Regions from separate parts of the Homo sapiens genome. Here region 1 is linked to region 2. The links are chromatin loops, found by intact Hi-C in ENCODE. Cell type or tissue: gastrocnemius medialis. All regions are shown on one strand. Links, peaks and the distances in the headings refer to the core of each region. The heading gives the core; the rest is flanking DNA.

The links. Peaks named below come from ENCODE experiments on the same cell type or tissue, not always from the same donor. Only the 100,000 strongest peaks of a DNase experiment are listed, where the experiment ranks them.
Region 1: a loop joins it to region 2, with 10 times the contacts of the local background. A loop is called at or near these places in 2 of 110 quality-filtered maps.

What each region holds. Positions count from the first base shown.
Region 1 is chrX:85,000,480-85,008,723 of GRCh38, reverse strand. It overlaps APOOL (apolipoprotein O like), which reads right to left and starts at 4,847. Exons shown (of 9, transcript NM_198450.6): 1 at 4,797-4,847. The coding sequence starts at 4,811. In gastrocnemius medialis, for the core only: no CTCF peak of the experiment used is centred there; a DNase peak (open chromatin) is centred at 4,913; H3K4me3 peaks cover 2,311 bases; H3K27ac peaks cover 1,829 bases.
Region 2 is chrX:84,498,166-84,506,409 of GRCh38, reverse strand. HDX (highly divergent homeobox) reads left to right here and starts at 3,957. Exons shown (of 11, transcript NM_001177479.2): 1 at 3,957-4,068. RefSeq lists a silencer at 3,784-3,933. In gastrocnemius medialis, for the core only: no CTCF peak of the experiment used is centred there; DNase peaks (open chromatin) are centred at 3,909 and 4,529; H3K4me3 peaks cover 1,132 bases; H3K27ac peaks cover 1,568 bases.

The DNA.
Region 1 (8,244 bases), core at 3,677-6,176, 500 kb before region 2:
AACCAAAGCAAATGAAATCAGCAATTGCAAAGATATCTGCACTCCCATATTCACTGCAGTATTATTCACAACAGCCAAAACATGAAAACAACCTAAGTGTCTAATCGAAGTGTCTGCCAACAGATCAACGGATGAAGAAACTGTGGTATACACACACACACACACACACACACACACACACACACACAACGGGTTATCATTCAACCATAAAAAAAAGAAAGAAATCCTGTCATTTACAACAACATGGATAACCCTCAAGGGTATTATGCTGAGTGAAGTAAGTCAGACAGAGAAAGACAAACTGCCTGATTTTATTTGTACGTGGAATTTTGAGAAGTTGAACTCACTGAACTAGAGAATAGAATGCTGGTTCCCACAGGCAAAGGTAAAGGAAAGGCGAGAGGTTGGGAGGTTGGCCAAAGGGCACAAACTTTCAATGACAGGTAAGTTCAAGGGATATAATACACAGCATGGTGAAGTGATACATATAAACTAATTTGATTCTGGTAATCATTCCACAAAATATATGTATATCAAATCATCACACTGCACACCTTAAAATCAAACCATTTTATTTATCAGTTATACCTCAATAAAGCTGGGGAAAAAAAGAAAAAAAAATACATAAACCCAGAGGGTCTTATAGCTACCTATTCCCTGGGGACATCTTGAATTTACCATTCCCTAGAACGTCTTAATAGCTAAAATCATAAATTCAGCAAGTTTTTCTCTGAGTGCAACCTCCTATCATTACAGTTTCGATTTCCTTACTGATCTATTTCAGTTCTTACAGGTAAAGTTACCTACCTTAGAAGACTTTTAGTGAGAATTAAATGAAATAATGAGTATCAACAGCTTAGCGCAGTACCTGATACACAGTAAGTCCTCAATAAATCATAGACAAATTTTGATTTTAAGTATGCATTAAAAACAAATTATCTGCCAATACCCAAATTGTCTTCAAACTCACTCTCAACCTCTGGCATTAAATGAAACTTGGCTTTTATTTGACACTACTATTATACATTCCTCCCAATCCACTTAATTGAAGGCCAGACCCCCAGGAATTCCCCGATTCCAGAAGACCCGAGAGATCAGCACAGTCCTTGCTTCTCAAGCACCATGATCTCCACAAATCTTAGCCATTTCTAACACAGTTACCCTACTTTGCAATTATTAGAAATCGTTTCACCTTCAAGATCCTAAATGCTTGAAATTTCCCTCATTAAAATAGAATGCTCTTTCAACTCTCCTACTCTTTTTGAACTAGTTCTTCTTTCTCACTATGGCCATAAATCTTCTAGTACCCTAGTCCATCACTTCAATCTTCTTCTTTGTCTCCTTATCCACAGTGGATGACTATTTGGATAAATTCCCTAGATCTTCTATCATTCTCACTTTGACAACACTCAGCATTGGAGCAACCCCACTGTCTCCTCTTCCCCTCCTATGCTGTGAGCACTGCTGGAGAAAGTCACTACTAGAGCCAACATTAGCCAGGCCCTCACTTCTCAGCAATTATTAATATTTTATTCAATGTCTACTGATACTTTACTGAATTTCCTAAAGCACCTTTTCCAAGCCTATCCCATTCTTAAACTCCTAAAGGCATATTTTCCTCTCAGCAGATGACCTTCCACCCAGAAGATACAGACCTCCAATGTGAGCTCCCTCCTCTACCTCCTCCGTTCTTCAAAATCACTTGGTATCTTCACCTTCTATCTCGACCAACTCTGGCCTTTGAAGCAAAGTGTGTCTCCTCTTTGCAAGGTTAATCCCTCCACTTGTTCTCTTGATTTTACCACTTTCTTACAAAGTATGGTTAAGAGTCCAGGTTCAGGACTCATACCATGTGATTTCAGATCCAGCTCTACCACTTTACTCCTGTGTGACCTTGGAGTTACTTGACCTTTTTAAGCTTCTGTTTCCCTACCTGTAAAAAGTGATTAATATAAATTCCTACTCATAGGGCCAATGTGAAACATAAATGAGAGAATCCACATAAAGTGCTTAGCAAAATTCCTAGCACGTAGTCAATATTCAATAACACAATAGCTGTAAATACTATTATCTTTCCCTCTAGATACCTCCTGGTACATTTTCCCTTGTCTCCAAAGTAGCTCAAGTCTTCTGTCTCCTGTTTTGTTTTTAGTTTTTTTTTTTTTTAATTAAAAGACACCTTTTCTGGAATTTGCTACCCTCATTCCAAGATTTTGTTCCTTCTTTTCACCACCAAACTTCTCTAAAGAGTAATGTATAACTCCTTTCCAGAGGAAGCAAGGAGGAGTGGAAAGACTTTGGAGATAAATATACTGTTTGAACCTAGTTCTTCCACTTAGTGGTTGTATGACCTGGAGCAAGCAGTTTTTCTAAGCCTCCGTTTTTCCATCTGTAAAATGGATATATTACCCATTTCTTAGGGTCATCAAGAGGATTAAACTAAAATAATATATGTAAATCATCTGGCCAAAGTGGGTGCTAAATGAATGCCAGTTCTCCATCCCTTATTCTTTTCTTAACCCCATACAATCTTGGTTGTTCCTCTACCACTCTATTTATCTCTTTAGCTCACTTCAGCTCTTATTAGCATGGTTTTGAATAATCTGACTTCTCTAAACCTTAATTTTCATGTGTAAAATGGTAATAATACCCACCACATAAAGTTGTCTTGAGAATTAGTGAATTAACACATGTAACGTGTTTTAGCATAGTGCCTGGCCTGGAGTAAGCACTTAATAAATGATAACAGCAGCAACTTATTAATGGTGAAATCAAAGGACTGTTCAACTCTCTTCTTCTCAATGAAAACACACTATTCTGGTTTGCTTTTTGCCACTGACCATTCCTTCTGTCTCTGCACCTTCTCCATGAAGCCTCTTTTTACTCTCTTCAAACCAAGTGTGAGCTCTCTCCTTTTGAGCGTCAGAGCACTTTGTACTTCTCTTCAGGTAAGAAACTCCCCTTACTCTGAATCACAGTCATTTGTGTTATATGTGTTATATCTCCACCACTTAATCTCTTCTGTCCTCATTGCCTGGCACTTTATTCATGTAGAACATGTTGACTACCTAATATACATCAGACCTGTGCTAGGTACTACGGATACAAAGGTTAATATAATTACTGTCTTCAAGGAGCTTATAGTTTAGGTAGCTAGAACAGACAAGTAAGTAGTCTATATGTGCAGTGGAATAAATGCTTGGTTAAGAGTGTGCCCAGAGTCCTCTGGGAGCACAAACAAGAGTTATTAAAATAGACTGGCGAGGACCGGGCGTGGTGGCTCACGCCTGTAATCCCAGTACTTTGGGAGGCCCGGGGGGGGGGGGGGGTGAATCACGAGGTCAGGAGTTCGAGACCAGCGTGACCAACATGGTGAAACCCCGTCTCTACTAAAAAATAAAAATAAAAAAATTTAGCCGGGCATGGTTGGCATGCGCCTGTAGTCCCAGCTACTCAGGAGACTGAGGCAGGAGAATCGCCTGAACCCGGGAGGTGGAGGTTGCAGTGAGCTGAGATCGCGCCACTGCACTCAAGCCTGGGAGACAGAGAGAGACTCCGTCTCAAAAATAAAAAATAAAATAAAATAAAATAGACTGGGGAGATCAAGGACACTATTAAACAAGGCATTTTTGTGTTTTGCATATGGGGAGGCTGTACACAAATAGCTGCTGAATGAATGAATGAACTATAAATACAACTAGATAAGCATGGGAAAAGGCACTTTAGGCCCAGAGAAAGAGCACGTAAAAAAGCATGGCGGGGTCAAGCAAGCAGCTCAGTATCGACAGGAGGAGGGTTCCTGAGTGACAAGAGATGAGGCTGGAAAGTCTAGGTAAAATCAGATGTTCTAGACATAAGAGTATGGCCTGACCCCAGAGGGGAGATGATGACATGCCCATAAAATTTTTTAAATGCGGGGGGAGGCAAAAATCAAATTTGCATTTTGGTAGATGTACTCTGGCAACACAGAGGAAAACAGATTACATGAGAGCCAGGCTTGAGGTGGCAAGTTCAGGTAGGAGGTTGTTCAAATAACTCAGATGAAGTATGAGAACCAGAACTGTAGACGCTGCCGACTTAAAACTTCAGCGGAACTGAATTATTCATACTGTATCTCCTGCAAGCCTAACAGAATATTTTACAATTAAAACCCGCTACGTAAATATCTGTAGACTACCATTATTAAACACTACTTAGGGAACTGCAGCAAGCTGCCAGCTGAGTCACTCACTGTACACGGACTCCCAAGTAAAGGCACCTTTCCCAAGCGTAAAACTCGAAAGGAACAGGTTATTCGAGCACAGAAAGCAACAACACTATGTGTAAACCAGCGCACTGCTGAAAGACTATGGGACCTCTCTATCCTGGTCAGTTTCACCCCAAATGTTTCAACAAAGTCCTTCCATAGGGTCATGTGGCCTTGCCCTGTGCGCCGAGACAAATGCCAAGTTTATATATATATTTTTCTCTTTATTGCAGCTGAAGACCGAAACGTCTACTGCGGCTCGTCGCCTGGCCAGCCATTTTCACCCAGCCGTTTCCCAGTTTTGTACTGTGCCACTGTGTAAATCGACAACCACAGGGGATTGAGGGAGCAGCGTCCCAGGCTGATAAAACCCTAATGGGGAAAGGCAGGTGTCTTGAGGCTTCAAACGATAAAGATTGCAATTATCTCAAAACCCACCTCCACCCTGCCCCTTGTTTCAGGGCTCCTTCAGAAGTTAGTAGGATCCCTTTTACAGTTACCGGGATGCTATCGGCACCCACAGAAATTAAGCAAGTTGGTTTTCGCTTACCCTGATGGCCGCCATGTCTACAACCCTTTCGGCCAAGGTTTTCAGACGGAGAGCAGAGAGGGACAAATCAGTTCGACTAGGCTTCCCTTAGGACAGCCCCACCCCGTTACGCCCCTTGCCTGCCAGTTACCGCCTTTTCTCCGCCCTCCTCCAGCCGCCTTGGCAACTGCTGCGGTTTCGGTCAGCTGTCTTCTGGAGAAACTGTTCACCCCTGTGGTTGACCCTCCCGGTCCCAGATAAAGCCTTCCAGAACATTATCAATAGTCCAGTTGGGAGTTATTTTCCTGGGTGCAGAACTTTTAATTATTTTGTTTCGGGCATATGTGATATGTCCAGATAAGGACTTAATACCCAAATGTAGCTGCTTTAATAATTAATTATATAGTAAGAAAAACAACTTATTACCTCTGCGAAACATGGGTAAGTTCATTCATTCTAAAACTAAGTCACGGAGAGCATACTCTGTGCCGGGCAGTTGTTCGGGGCATAGACAAAACATAGTGGCTTCCTCACAGAGCTTATGATTACAGGAGTAAAAGAGACAAATGAGGCCGGCGCGGTGGCTCACGCCTGTAATCCTGGCACTTTGGGAGGCCGAGACGGGCGGATCACGAGGTCAGGAGATCGAGACCATCCTGGCTAACACGGTGAAACTCCGTCTCTACTAAAAGTACAAAAAAAATTAGCCGGGCGTAGTAGCGGGCGCCTGCAGTCCCAGCTACTCGGGAGGCTGAGGCAGGAGACTGGCGTGAACCCGGGAGGCGGAGCTTGCAGTAAGCGGAGATCGCGCCACTGCACTTCAGCCTGGGCGACAGAGCGAGACTCCGTCTCAAAAAAATAAATAAATAAATAAAAATAAATAATAAATTTTAAAAAAGAGACAAATGCTATGAAGGAAAATAAAACAGTATGGGAATGAGGTGGGAGTTTACTGGTTTATATCAATGAGAGAAAGACTCTGATAAGCTCATTTGATAAAAGTCCTGGAGGAATTTAGAGAAGAGGGTTGCATACGGAAGGAACAGCAATGAAAAAGTCCAGTGAGGCTGGAGCAATAATTTCAGAGGTAGCGAAGTAACACAGTGTAGGGGCTTTCGTGCCGCCAAAATAAATTTGGATTTTATGCTGAATAAGATGGGAAATCATTGGAGGATTTTGAGCAAAGGTGTGATGTGATCTAATTTACATTTTTAAAGGATGATTTTGGTGCTATCAGGAGAATATACTAAGGGTATATTGCAATATTCACAACAGGAGCAAGGTCTGCTGTAGGCCTCCCTGAAGGATTCTGAGGAAAGAAGATGCTCATAATATGCCCATTAACAGTCCCAATATTAATTCATGTATTCATTCATTCAATCAACAAATATTTATTATGTGCAAACTATATACTAGGCATTAGTTGATACCTATCACATTTCATACCCAAAACAGATCCTTTTTAACAGAACTGTCCTGTAAATGACAAAATTATTTTAAGAAATAATGATGAAATGAAACTAATAATACTGGCTACAAAAGAAACATTGAGTGACTATTTTCTTTTATTGAACTTAATATAAACATATACATACATATATATGCCAATATAAAAATAAAATGCAAAATAAATAGTACAGAACCAAAAAAGGAAAAAAATGGATCAAGGTGTTTTAATTGCATTAATGTATTTTTCAAAGGAAAAATACTTATATCTACATAGTGGTCTGCCACAGGAATGAATAATAATATTACAGTTTCTGTTTTTGAGCCTTAACCTCTGTGTATTTGTCAATAATTTCATCCAAATTTAACATTTCTGCATATTAAATAAATGGTATACCTAGATTTGTCAAGCTAACTTTGTTCATAACTGATTGATGCACACTTTTTATTGATTTTAATATCAGTCAGGTTTATTTCACAATAATCAACAGGCAAATAAGAAAAGTCTTAAAATTGTGAATAAGCTTAGAATAAATTTATAACAATCTTATTTCCCAAAAATTTCAGGAATTTCAATAACACCCATGTTTTGTTGTTGTAGTTGTTGTTGTTGCTTCTTTTCCAACTTTAACTTTTATTTTGGGTTTGGGTACATGTGCCGGTTTGTTATACAGGAAAATTGCATGTCAAGTGGGTTTGACATACAGATTATTTCCTCACCCAGGTAATAAGCATAGCACTTGATAGGTAGTTTTTCAATCCTCACATTCCTTCCACCTTCCACCGTCAAGTAGGCCCCAGTGTCTATTGTTTCCATCTTTATGTCTATGCATACTCACCATTTAGTTCCCACTTATAAGTCAGAACCTGCAGTATTTGGTTTTCTGTTCCTGCACTAGTTCACTGAGGATAATGGCTTCCAGCTCCACCCATGGTGCTGCCAAGGATATGATCTTATTCTTTTTTATGTTTTTGATGGCTGCATAGTATTCCATGGTATATATGTATCACATTTTCTTTATCCAGTCTACTGTTGATGGGCATTTAGGTTGAGTCAATGTCTTTGCTAGTGAGAATAGTGCTGTAATGAGCAGACCCATGCATGTGTCTTTATAGTAGAATGACTTATATTCCTTTGGGTATATACCCAATAATGGACTCCCTATTCAATAAATGGTGCTGGGAAAACTGGTGAGCCATAGGCAGAAGACTGAAACTGGACCCCTTCCTTATACTATAATAAAAAATTAACTCAAGATAGATTAAAGACTTAAATGTAAAACTCAAAACTATAAAAACCCTGAAAGACAACCTAGGCAATGCCATTCTGGACACAGGAACTAGCAAAGATTTCATGACAAAGACACCAAAATCATTGCAACAAAAGCAAAAACTGACAAATGGGATCTAATTAAACTAAAGAGCTTCTGCACAGCAAAAGAAACCATCAATAAACAGATAGCCTACAGAATGGGAGAAAATAATATCCAGCTTCTGTAAGGAATTTAAACAAATTTACAAGAAAATCAAACAACCCCATTAAAAAGTGGGCAAAGGACATGAACAGACACTTCTCAAAAGGAGATATACATGCGGCCAACAAGCATATGAAAAAAAGTTAAATATCAGTGATCATTAGAGAAATGTAAATCAAAATCACAATGAGATACCATCTCACACCAGTCAGAATGGCTATTATTAAAAAGTCAAAAAAATAACAGATGCTGGTGAGGTTGCAGAGAAAAGGGAACACTAATACACTGTTGGTGGGAGTGTAAATTAGTTCAACGATTATAGAAAGCAGTGTGGCAATTCCTCAAAGAGCTAGAAACAGAAATACCATTCAACTGAGCAATCCCATTACCGAGTAAATACACAAAAGAATGTAAATGGTTCTATCATGAAGACACATACACACATATGTTTATTGCAGCACTATTCCCAATAACAGACATGGAATCAACGTAAATGCCCAATCACTATAGACTGGGTAAAGAAAATGTGGTACATATATGCCATGAAA
Region 2 (8,244 bases), core at 3,526-6,025:
CAATGAAGAATGGGAGAGCAGTAAATTGGTTATCTTTTATTAGTGGTACCCCAACCTAGATTCAGCTCCACCAGACTAAACCAAATCTTAAAATACCAAACTCACTTTTTTCTTTAAGGCATTTTCCTGACTAACTTCCTTCTGACATAATCCAAAAATCGGTAAATTTTGTGTTGAAATCAACTTTAGCAGTCACTCAATATAGATAATCCTTCAACGTTGCTGACTGATGGTCACTGAAACATTCCCAGTGATTGAGGCCTTTTGACTTTACAAAACAGTCTCTATCATTTTTGAACACTTGAATTTTAAGCTGAGACTTTTTTTTCCCATCAGTTATCCATTTTGGCCTTGGTAGTGCCCTCTGGAAAACCACAACATAAGTCACATTTGTCTTTGCTCAGCAGTCTTTCAAATATTTGAAGGTAGTTATATATTCTTGAGATCTTCTCCTCTTTAAGCTAAGCATCCTCAGCTCCTGGAGACTTGCCTCAAATCATGTATTTTTTAGATGCCTCATCATCCTGGTTTTTCTTCTCTAAATGCAGCTATTTGTGAATGTTTATTTTAAAATAAGGATAATCAACAGAAGAGACCAAGTGTGGTCTGACTAGGGTAGAGACTAGTAGAACCCTTAACTCTCTTGATTCAGATAATAACTTTTTATTAATGTAGTTTAAGTATGAATTATCTTGTTTAACAGCTTTGTTATACCAGTTCATATTGAATTTACAGAATTTTTAGATGAACTTCCCAACTTAGGTGTTTATTGCCCTTCCTGTACTTATGCAACTGATTTTTGTAAACCTAGAATCAAGACTTACTGTTTATCCATGTCAAACTTCATTTTATTGCATTTGTTTGTTGAGTCTTTTGAGATCTTTGAAATCTTGGTTAATATCCATGGTTTAATTATTCTACTTAGATACTTTTTACTTACAAGTTCAATAAACATGCTTTTAATTGATATATTGTGAACAGGACAGGTACCGGTATCTTAGGCATGTATTGAAAACATCTCTCATCCCTGAATACCTATTACTGCACTACACAATCTATGCTCTCCCCTATCTATTCATTCAACAAAGACCCATTGAGTGCCTACTTAATGCTAGGTACCACTACAACTCTAGGTACTGGAGATATAACAGTAATAAGAGAGGCAACTTCCTACCCCCTTGAACTTTTCATTCTGTTGGGGAAAGGCAAAATAACTAACCAACAAAACTAATAATGTATTTTTCCATAGTGATATGAGAAAAATTAAGCACAGCAAGAAGATACAGGAGACAGATAATTGTGGTGGTGGTGGGGCAATGCTATTTTAAATTGATTGGTCCATGAAGTCCCATCTGAGAAGGTAACATTTTAGCAGACAGCCTGAATTATGTGAAGTATGCTATGTGAAGATCTGGGGAAAGAGTTTCCCAAGAAATAATAGCAAATGCAAAGTCTCTGAAGAGGAAATAGGCATTCCAGAGAGAAAACAGATAACCAAAAAGACCAGAGTAGCTACAGCATAATGAGCCAGGGCAGGAACAAATGGTGGGAAATACACCATAGAAAGGACTTGGGACTTTATTGTTAATGTAATGAGATGCATTTGGAGGGCTTTAAATCAGGTAGTGATATGGTCTGATTCAAACTTTATAAAGAATATTTTGACTGATGTTAAGAGAAACTTTTGAAGAAGGACAAGAGTGGAAGAAAATAAACGATGTAAGATGCTTTTGCAGTATTTCAAACTAGAAGTTACAGTGACTTTAGTGTAACGGTGATAGAGGAGGTACAGAGTATTCAGATTTGGGGCCTAATTTGAAGGTACAGTCTTCAAACATACTAGTGGCTTAGCTACAGAGTGAGAGGGGAAAAGAGGAAGGAAAAATTGGATTAATTTAATTGCCTCTATTTGTACTGTGATTTCATACAAGTCTTCTTGTGTCTTTGCATTATAAACCCTTCAAGGGTAGGGACTCTGATCCTTTTTCTCATATCACTTCAGTTTCAGGTAATTCATAAACGTAATTTATGAATACGTTAATCAATTATCAATAGGCTTTTTCTGAATCCTCCACTTTACCCATATAATTCCTTCTTTGAAAGTCTCATATTTCATCATTTTTAACACCCTAATCTAGGGGTGTGTCACCTAGAAGCTGGGTTAGCATTACAACTGTCTAACTGGTCTCTCTCACTCCAGCCTATCGCAATGTTACTGAAAATGCAAATTAATGACTTGAAAAATGTGCTTTCAGTCATTCATTCAATACGTACTTACTTATTTGTCTACTTTGTATTTAGAGGCTTTCTAGATTTGAGGGATATAATAATAAACAAAACAGACAAAAATCCCTGCCTTCATAGAGCTTACATTTGCAATAACTAAATATATAAAATACATTTAATAATAATAAATACTATGAAGAAAAATGAAACAGAAAAAAGGGTATAGAGAGTGTTAAGGATATCACAATTTTAAATAGGAAAACCTCTTTAAAGAGGTTGCATTTGAGCAAAGATTTCAATCAAGTGATGGAGTAAGTCATATAAAGATCAGACAGTACAACAGTACAGGGTCACTGCTGTGGACATGAGCTTGACTTGTTTGAGAAATAGAAGATTAATATATTTGTGAATTAGTGGCTGAGTGACAGGAGGTGAGGTCAGAAAGATGGCGGAGGCCAGATCATTTAGGGCTTTGAGGACATGGTAAGAAATCTGCATTTTATTGTATATGTGAAAGGAAACCATTGAACAATCTGAAGTTGAGCATAATCTGGCTTTTGTTTTAAAAAATCACCTAAACTCCTCTGTAGATAATTGACTATAGAGGATTGAGGTCACATGCTTTATGGCTTTTGGTGGCTTTTAATCAAATAAAAGTTATCTGCCTATTTTCAAAGGCTTTTATTATTAGCCAATTCCATCTACCACTAGTCCTCAGCATATGCCCTCTATTTGTCAAGCTGATTTCATCATGGGCTTCCTCACATCATATGAATTTATACGTCTCTACCTTTGCCTATCTTTCCCCTTTAAGACGGTGACTTCCATCTGCTCTTATCCACCATTCAAGAACCATCTCAAGTTTTAATTACATAAAATGCTTCCCTGACTTTTCACCTCACTGATGTCTCCAATAATTAAATAATGTAGCTCTTGTCTGTAGTTAATGACTGAGCACATGATCATGTACTTTATTTTATTGTTGTGAATATTTACTGTGTGCTAATCTTGTCTTCCAAACGATGTTGCAAGTTCTATGATAGCAGAGAATCAATGAATTCTATATCTCTCATGGCATCCAGCAAATCTGGGAAGTATATCAAGTGACTGTTAAATGATGTAACATGTGGCTTGACTTCTTTTCTGGAATGGTATAATGGTGATCACCCAAGAAGCTTCTGCCAGAATAGGAATTGAGGTTGGATGAATAAAAACCATAGTTTCTTTCCTCAGTCATCAGAGCCAACCAGTCACGTATAATAGTACACTTGCTTTTACTGTAAAATTCTAAAGGCTCGATGGACACCTTATTGATTTTAGTAAAACTGAATATTTACCTGTCAATCGAACACTGACCACAAAGGACTGTATTTCCTTATGCTATCATTTGATTTTGGCAGCATGTAACAATTTTGTTAAAACCCAATGTCAAGTTGGAAGGCCAGGCAGCACCTGCTCAAATGGCTGGCATGTAACTACTATAGTCACAGGGATGCTCGGTGTTCACAGCTATTCAGGAAGGTATAGAGAGCCCTGGCCGTAGATGTAGCTGATTTGTGTGAGGAAGAGGCAGTCCAGTTGCAGGCAGCCATCTCTCTTCCCCCCTCCCAACTCTTGGGTTCTGGGCTGAGGCCAGGGACTGTCCTGAGCTGATCGCAGGCTCCCATTGGCCGCTGTCTTTTGTGACGTCACGATCATGATGAGAATTGATGATCGGACACGCTGATTTCATTGTCTGAAGCGGCACTGGAGACCCAGGAAAAATCTCGCTGAATCCGCCTGCCCCAGCAGCGGCCTGATCTGGGTTCCGCTGATTCCTTTCGTAACCGCACCACACCCGAGGTAAGCACTCAACACTAAGTGGGTGAGAAGGGCGAAGGAGGGAGGGCAAAGCACCGGGATAATGCTTTTCCTAGTTTGGGGCGAGGTTGGGGGTGGGGGGGTCCATAGGTTCCGTGGCCTAAACAGGCAGACAAAAAACTGGTGCGGATCCTAGGGAGCCAAGTGCCTCTATCCTCCTAGCGAAGGCTGGCGGCTGAGTGAGATTAGAAACGAGCTGCGGATAGGGATACAATGGGGATTGCCAGAGAGCGAAGGACCTTGCTCGGAGAGAGAGCGATGTTTGGGACGCGCTTCTGGACGGGTAGTAGGAGGAAGTGGCGCCTCTGCCTCCGAAGAAAGGAGGGGATTGAATTCTACCACTTCTAGATTTCACTGGACAGTAGATTTCTCACAGCCCTACTCAAAGGCACTGAGAGCGTAGCGCCTGCGCATTAGCACCTTGGTGGGGGCGGGGTGGGTCACTGTGAGGAGAATAGGCGTGGAGTTTGCACAGGCGCTGTTTCGGTTTCACTGGAAGAGGTGGGGCTGAGCCATTTCTGTGCTGAATTTGGAAAGTAGAGACCCAGGGAACATCCCAGGCCTTGTGATGTTTCAAGCACCAGTTGATGGGGAGAGATCTGCCATTTAGTTTAAACTGGCCTACTGAGTAAATCCAGCTTCAAAATGAGCCTTATAAATTTGAGAAGGCACATTCTAAATTTCCAGATATTAGATGTTGAATAACGGAATGAACTCTAGAAGAATTTGTGAAATAGAAGTTTATCAGATAAGAAACTGTTTGGAAAAATAAACACTAATTATTCAAATGAATCTAACTTTTAATCTTAAAGGAGCTCTGATTTGAGGTGACAATGATTTTGAACCTTAAATTCTTTGGAAAGACTCAGAATGAAGTCCATTGTGGAGGCTCAGAGTAAGAAATTTTCCTTTCTTGCCTTTTTCTCTTCTTGGGACAATCTCTTATAAATATTTAGTCTCCATATCAAGTTTGGTGCTGAGTCCATCTTCTTCCTCTGTGTCTCTGCTAGAATCACTGAAGTCAAATATTATTTTGAGAAGCCCTTTCCCGCACCCCTTCATTGGGAAGGCTGTTATATTACTTATATTAAGGCTTTTATTACTCAGCAGTTGTGGGGAACAATGAAGAACAACCTGCCTGTCTATTATTGATGAATAGATTGTACAGTATTGTTATTAATTGCCCTCCACAGTCTGATCATAGACTCCTGACAATTTTACAGAGGAATCTGGATTTTTCTCTATTTCTCATAGTTAAGGGATTATCAAGTACTGGTAAATTTTCCTTTGAAAGCCTTCTCACACGTTCCTCCTTTACAATCTAAATTCTCATCAGCACCCATGTAGTCACTGTAGGAGCTTCCTAGGCAGTCTTCACCTGTGCCCCAAATCCTTAGTGGTCTGTGAACACTTCTTTCAACAAATCACTTTCTTTAACCAACATATTCTTGGCCCCTTATTTTCTATTGTTTCAAGCCTAATTCCACCCGAATTTTAAAGAACTTCATAATCTGGCCTCATTGTAATGCAGGAGCCTTATTTTCCTTTATTCTTCAGGGCACAACTCTCTTTAATGTTCAGTTAGTGAGAACAATCTACCTTTATATCTTTGCTCCTTATACCATTACTGTCCCCTCCACGTAGGATGTCCTCCTTCTACATAATTCACATCTTACCCACTTTGGAAACTCAACTCAAATTCCACCCCTCCACAAGTGCCTTCCAAATTAATCTAATGCAAGTGTTACTGACCTCACTTTTCCTAGAATTCCCACGTCAATTATTGTCTTTGTTAGTTGCTTGTAGGCTGCTTTGTATTGTCTCCTTTGTTATTGTTGTTGTTGTTGTTGTTGTGTGTGTGTGTGTGTGTGTGTGTGTTAGACTGGAATCCTCAAATGGATTTTAAACCCTTCCTTAAGGGTTGGGACCATGACATCCATTTCTTTATTATCTGCCCATAGCACCTAACTGAATAATCAAAATAGCTGTAGCTATATATGTTCTTTTTTTTTCCCCTAGAAAACAATTTCCTGGGAAATGAAGCAGTATTTTTATAGAGAGAACTGTATACATGTGAAAGCTTATTCATCGTTGGTCAGGCAAGAGACCCTCCAATGACTAAATAAACCTGAATTTAAGTCAGAGGAAAGAAATTACACAGATCTCTATTTACTGGGTGGCCTTCAAATATATCATGTCCTCATAAACAAGATCAAGGGAGGGAACACTATCCCAGAAGAGGTTCTGTCTGTAATCTTCTCAGTTTGAAAAATACTAAATAAAGAGGTATTCCACTGTTCTATACTTCTCTTTGGTGACATTGTATCATGTATCTTTAAAAATACACAAATTACTCACTTTTTATTACATTTTATCTACAATTGCTATCTTATATTGATTATTCCTGATAGTTTTCATGTGTACATCTCTTGAATCAGAGATGACCTTTGTGATGGTTGTTACAATTGCTATTATATATTGGTTGTCACTTTCCTATCCTTCAGGCTTCAAATTGCATTCTTCTGCAGAGCTCGTTTTACTTGAATGACAGTGTGATTATGGTTTCATACAGAGGTTTTTCACATATTTCACTTTGGCTCCTGCCTCACTTTGAGGTACCATCCCAATATCACATAAAAGTTTTTGACTTAGAAACATAGATTAAAAGCAGTCTGAAGGGTGTTTTAACCTGTAAATTAGAACATCATTATTGTAGATAATTGTAAGTGAACCATGAATGTTATTCATTGTAAGGGAAAATCCTTTGACCTTTTCTCTGATTACCTATATTATATGAAACTCCTCAAAGCTGTTTTAGCTTATAGCCAGCTTTCATAGTAATTGAGACTTTCCTAGACATTTACACATAGACCAATAGAGAAAACTGATCAAACTTAAGCAACTCTGGATAGAATGTGGTGCTTAGAAATATGCTGTTAAGTTTAGAGAGCCCAAAATAAAATATGAAAAAAACTGAGTGTGACATGCGTTTTTTAAGGCTTGTTTTACAATTTCTATCTGGGAGGATGACATTGGGTTTTCTCATTTAAGTTGTAGAGTTTAAGTTGGGAGAGATTTTATAGTGATAAGCCAATCCCCTTATTTTACAAGTAAAGAATCTGAAGCCCAAAGAAGTGAGGTACTTTACTAGCATTAATAAACACTAATATTTATTAAGCACTTAGTGCCAGGCATTGTGCTAAAAACTTTATATATCTTATTACATTTAAACATCACAAAATCTATATGAAAGAGTGTATAGTATTATTTCCCATTTTACAAATGAGAAAACATATTTCAAAGCAGTTGATTTTCCCAGGACCACACAGCTACTATACGTCACAGTCAAGACCCAATCACGGGTTTGACTTCTAATCACCAAGTTATGCTTGACTAAGGTCAATATAATGAACTTTTGGCAGAGCTTTAGCTAGGATCTAAATCTCTGGAATCTGAGATGTGTGTGTGTGTGTGTGTGTGTGTGTGTGTGTGTGTGTGTGTGCATACATTCCATAAACACCATATTACTTCTACAAAGTTAGAGATTTGTAAGATTACCCAAATAAATGGTGTATACCTACATTTGTTTTAGATATTTTATTAAAACACACTCTCTCAGTCTTGATTGAAAAAATATAGCATGAAAATTTGCATAAAATACATTTTAAAAACATTTATTTCCTTCTGCTTTTAAAATTGTATCATACTTCCAGAGGGAATTATATTTTTATAGTGTAATCTCCAACAGAATAAATAAAATTTGAATTGTTGATTTTTATTTTATTGTGGAGTCAGTGAGCTAAAACTGAAATTGGTGGTTTCTTAATATACTTGTATTGAGTACACTATATCTAGGTACACTAGTTTGGGAGCAAATATCGATAATTCTAGAGATATATTATGCATAAGAAGGGAGCTTGAGACACTGGCATATTCAGAAGCTATCACTGATATCCTAATACCTTTCCATTCTGCATAAAATTTTAAGGAAATAAGTTGAAACCTGTCTGTCCAAATGAGGTCATTCTTGTGCCAACTAGTGGCAAAATTGCCTGGATTAAACCAGAGATCTAGGTATAAGGCAACTGGATACATGAAATTATACTGTTAGTCAATTAAATGCTTCACCTTACATCTTCCATCTGTAAAGAAATCTAG